Regions from separate parts of the Homo sapiens genome. Here region 2 is linked to region 1. Evidence: read pairs that join two places in POLR2A ChIA-PET (ENCODE). Cell type or tissue: GM12878. All regions are shown on one strand.

The links. Peaks named below come from ENCODE experiments on the same cell type or tissue, not always from the same donor. Only the 100,000 strongest peaks of a DNase experiment are listed, where the experiment ranks them.
Region 2: POLR2A ChIA-PET joins it to region 1 with 6 read pairs; 2 of 35 experiments call an interaction of 5 or more read pairs at or near these places.

Annotation. Positions count from the first base shown.
Region 1 is chr20:43,935,881-43,938,380 of GRCh38, reverse strand. The region is part of intron 1 of TOX2 (TOX high mobility group box family member 2); the gene reads right to left. Among named protein-coding and RNA genes, the nearest start is that of TOX2, 22 kb to the right of the region's middle. RefSeq lists enhancers at 1,296-1,796, 1,797-2,297. In GM12878, no CTCF peak of the experiment used is centred here; no DNase peak of the experiment used is centred here.
Region 2 is chr20:43,680,987-43,683,486 of GRCh38, reverse strand. MYBL2 (MYB proto-oncogene like 2) reads right to left here. Exons shown (of 14, transcript NM_002466.4): 3 at 1,632-1,703; 4 at 601-693. Among named protein-coding and RNA genes, the nearest start is that of MYBL2, 15 kb to the right of the region's middle. In GM12878, a CTCF peak has its summit at 1,948 (motif pointing left); DNase peaks (open chromatin) are centred at 1,286, 1,986 and 2,347; H3K4me3 peaks cover 1,871 bases; H3K27ac peaks cover 2,500 bases.

The DNA of each region.
Region 1 (2,500 bases):
ACCCAAGGTCAGGACTGAACTTCTCAGTCCTACCTCAGGCAGGAGGGGAGGACTAAGGGGTCCCGGTGGGTCATCCCACAGCGGGTGGAGTTGTGAGTGGGGCCCGCATCTGTGCCAGGCCCTTCTCCTGGCCATCACTGGGACAGGCTGCCAGTCCACATGACATATCCCGGTTGCCATGGTTTCTATTTATTCTGGGGAAGAAAGTTCCACTGACATGGGTCCTGGTAAGAGGAGAGTTTGCTTCACTCCACCGTGCAGTCACTGGGGTGCCCGCATTGTCCACAAGCATTAGACTGAAGGTGCTGAGGTTAACAGCCCTCAAAGCTTCCTCTTCACTTGACCCAGGGAGGATGGGAGCTGGCCCTATTTCCAGGTGAGAAAACGGAGGCTCAGGACTGGGCAGCTACTTGCACGGTTTCATGGAGACATTGGCAAGAAGCTGGAACCCACACTCCAGACTCCTCCCATTTTTCCAATCTGTGCTGGTTCATTTATGATCATGATTCTGGCACCCAGTGATGCTAGGCCTTTTCCAAAACCACAGCCCCTGATCTGCCTTCAGAGAAGCTGTTGAAGGCTCCAGGGACATCAAAGGCTGCTTATGGGACTGGGCAGGCAGATCCGCATGGGGACTCGATGCTGCGGTCGCCCCCAGGATGGCCCTCCCAGCCCTGCACATGGACGTAGAGGCTGGCTTAGGGTTGGAGACCTGGGGTGTGGCTGGGGAGGGTCCCCAAGTCATTCCTCTGTGCACCCTCCCTACGGGCCTCCCCAGCATCTGATCACCTCATTCTCAGTCCATGGTTCAAAGACCACCAGCCAGCAGGACTGAGTCCAAAACCCCTCACTTCCCTCACACACCAGTCCCTCCCAAATCCTCTGCAACTGACCCCTTCCTTGCTTCCTCCTCCCCCTTCCTCAAACTGAACTCTGTGCCCACAACACCCTTCCCAATGCTCAAATCCCTCCTGGGTCTCCTCTCCCAGCCCACAAAACCCAGGAGCTGCCCGTGGGAAGGTTATCAGCCACCTCCCTCCTGAGACTGCATCGCACGGAAATGCTCAGGGGACCTTTGCGAACCAGAAGTTCCTTTCCCAGCCCAAGGTTGCCGACACTTAAAAGAAACTGGCACTTTCTTGGAGTGGTCAAGTGTGCCAGGCCCCTCCTTCCACAGGACCTTCGCGCGTGCTCTTCCCTGCCTGGAATGCTTCCCCCGTGCCCATCATCTAGCAACTCCTAGTCTTCCCACAGTCCCCCCAGAGCTCTCTGTTGCCTGGTCTCCCGGCCCTGTGTGGCTCTCCTTCATCACACCTGTTCTGCTTTAGTTATGTTTCATCATGTGATTATTCACTGGCTAGACTAGAGGCCACATGCCCACAGCACAAGGCCTGTCTTGTTCCCTGCCACAGTGCCTGGCACACAGCAGGGACTCGATGAATGTCTGCTGTCTGAAGAGTGGGGGCAGCTGTGTAGATTACAAAGATGACCACTAATCCTAATCATAGCCTCCTGTCCTGCATGCATGCCCTTGGCACCGTGAGGCTGCCACTCCTCTCATCATCTCTCTCTTTATGCTTTGAATATGGGCTTGGCCATATGCTTGTATTTGACAAATGGGACAACAACAAAGGTGACACAAGCAGAGGCTTGAAAAGCACCAGGACACTGGGGTTTGCTCTCTCTTGATGCACCAGGGAGCCTGGGAGCCCCAGGTGCACATGCCCGAGCTAGCCTGCTGGAGGACAGGAGGTCATGTGGGGAGCTGAGCCAACAACCAGCCAGCCCCCAGCCAGCAGCATGCAAACTGCCAGCTGCACGAGGGAGGCTGTCCTAGATCACCCAGCTCCCAGGCCACTGGCCAACTGACCATGATGCAGGGAGGGAGAGCCTGTAGAGACAACCAGCCTAGCCAGGAAGCCTTGCAGCCAACCCATGGAATCATGAGCTTAATGAAATGGTTATTGTTTTAAGCCATTAATTCTGGTGGCTTACTGTGAAGCAATACACAACCAATACAGGAGCTAATATAAGAGCATTTGCGCTGATAATACTCACAGCCAAAGAACATGTGTCTGGTCTACTCAACATCAAGTTGAAAACAACAAAGCCTCTTGGGGGCTGGGAAGCAGCTGGGATCAGGAAAGTTCAGACCCTGAGTTTGAGCCTGCTGGCCTATGACATTGCCTTGAGCTGGGACAAGGTGGGCACTCACCTCTGTGGGTAGGTCTGCCTGTCTCTACCAGTGGGAATGACAAGACGCCATGCCAAGGCTTCTCAGGTTGATGGTCTGAGTCTCAATGAGGAACACATGAAAGGGTCTCCAAAAGGAAGCTAAAGACCCCTGTGCATGCAAGAATATGTGGTGCAGAATAAAGACCATGACTTCAGAGCTAGACGGATTCAGGTTCACGATCCACTCTGCTTCTTTTTTTTTTTTTTTTTTTTTTTTTGGGATGGAGTTTCACTCTTGTTGCCCAGGCTGGAGTGCAATGGCATG
Region 2 (2,500 bases), 250 kb after region 1:
TGGGCTGGTATCGAGGAGAAGAGATGAGGGAACTCCCAAGGTAGCCCCAGGCAGTCATGGCACTTATTGCCTCTTCTAGGTTGGGGACATCCCCAACCTCTCTGAGCCTTGCTCTCTCCATCTATAAAATGGGACTAACAACTTCTGCCCACCTCACAGGACTGCTGTGGCGATCAAAAGAAGGCATCTGTGCCCTGTGAAGGTCACAGGGTGCAATCATCATTAAATCAGGGATAGCAGCAGCTGCCATTTGCTGAGAGCAAATGTACAGAACCTGCAAGCCCCCTACAAGCATCACCTGCTTAATTCTCATGACAACGCTGCACTGCTACTGCTCCCCTCCATGGGTGGAACAAGAGAAGCCGAGTAATCAGCCCAATAGCCCTCAGACCATGAGTGAGGAAGCCTGGAGACACTCTGAAACTTGGAATCTCAGGGCTGGAGCCAGGGCAGCATAAGAGTGTCCAGACTGGCTGGTAGACAACTCACACCCAATGCTCAGCTTGACACCCCCAACCCCAACACAAGGCAATCTCACAGTCCCCAGGTACACTGGTGGGTGAAGACCCACTGTGTGCAAGGCACTGTCCCAGCAGTTACTTTTTGGTCTTCCTCTTTGGTCCATGGCCCCTTGACAAGGTCTGGATTCAAAACTCTCAGCCACCTGTACTGGCATTGCTGGTCAGTGCGGTTCTGGGAAAAGAACAGAAGAACAAACCAATCTGTGAGAACTTCTGGGACCTCGGGCTGGGGGCCTGGTTAAGTACTAGGCTCAGGGGCCTATGGCCTGGGACTAGGCACACCTTGGGTAGGTGTGTCCTGTTCCATGCAGCCACCACTCACTGCAAGCCCACATGCCGGAACATGGGCGGTTTCCCTTTGCTACACGAGAGGGCAAACTCGGTCCCCTGTGGGAAGCCGCTCCCTACCAACCGAACACAAGGGGCCACCATCACAAGTCTTTAATTCCTTGTACGTCAGGGACCCCTGCTTTTTTCTAGGAGAGCATTTTTATTCCCTGAAGAGTTCAGATTACACAGAAGAGGGGGAGATGAGGAAATGGGGCAGGAAAGGATCTGGTGACATGCTTTCTGAGCAGCCCAGGCAGTAAGACATATGGCAGCTCCTGCCACACCCCCTCCCTCCCAGACACCTGTGGGTCAGGGGTGGGAGGGCCTGAGAAGGAGGTCCTGAGGGGAACCCCCTCACCATCAGGAGGCTCTAAATACTCGAATGTGGTAGCACCTGCCAGCCCTGCAGGGGCCTCACCATGAAGCCTGCTGAAAGCATCACTTCCCCTCAGTTTCAGTCTCACTGTTGAGAAACCGAACACCTGTTCACTCCTGACTTACAGGAAGAAATGCAAATATGCACCACATGCTGCAAATGTCTCAGAGCCTGAAGACCACCAGGCATGCTGAGGAGCTGGAAGATGTTTACAGCAGTGTACCCTGAATGCCAGCTTGGGAAGAGAGATCCTACAAAGGTCCATTTGCCCTGTTTTATTTGGTTTTGTTTTCAGGGGCTGAGTAAGGAACTCCCTTTTCCCCTCCTTGGCAAAGTCTGTCCCAGGCACACTGTTCTCCCAGAGCCCTTGCCCCGAGGGAGGGCCACAGCAGGACTGTACTCACAGGGAAGTGGCTGGCCAGGAACTTCCAGTCCTGCTGTCCAAACTGCCTCACCAGGGCCCTCAGCTGCTCGTCCTGCCAACACCAGAAAGACAGGGGCTCAGCACACATACGTGCAGAAAACCTCAGGGCTGCCCGTGACAGAGCCCAATCTAAAAGAACAGCCTCGTTCATCCATTCCGTCATGAAGTGAATACGTACAAGGTGCCAGGCACTACAGCTGCAGCAGCAGGCAGCAAAAGAGCTGCCCCTGATCTCATGGGAGGGAGCCAGCTGCCAATGGAAGGCTCACAGGAACAAAAGTAAAGCCACCCCCTGCTGGGAGATATGGAGAGGTACGTGGTGACTGCCTACTCAGGGACACTAAGGGACAGGTTCCAAGGAAATGCAGAATAGCTAAAATGGAGGAAGCAAAACAGATCCAAGATGATTTTGGAGGGAACCATAGGGGCCAGACCATTCGCAGCATCAGTTCAACCATCTATCATGCAAAACCACTGATGTGTTTGAAGAGTGGGTGGTCACAGTCAAACGTTCTATGAAGAGAACTTTGTAAAGTTCTCTTTGCCTGCTACAGGGTGGGAAAGGGGCTGGAAGGGAGCCGAGCGGACATAAGGAGGTCATTACTGAACTCAGGCCAGAGCTGACAGTGATTCAGCACTAGAAGCTGGAGGTCTGGGCAAAAACAAGAGTAGTTAGAAGACAGGCTAGTATCTATCAAAATAGCCTCCCGAAATGAACTACCAATTCACGCGATAACATGAATCTCAGTGTCACTATGATGTGTGAAAGAAGCCAGACACAGGAGGGTACATGCCGTATGATTCCATGCACATGAAGTTCTAGAAAATGTAAACTAAGCTATAGGGACA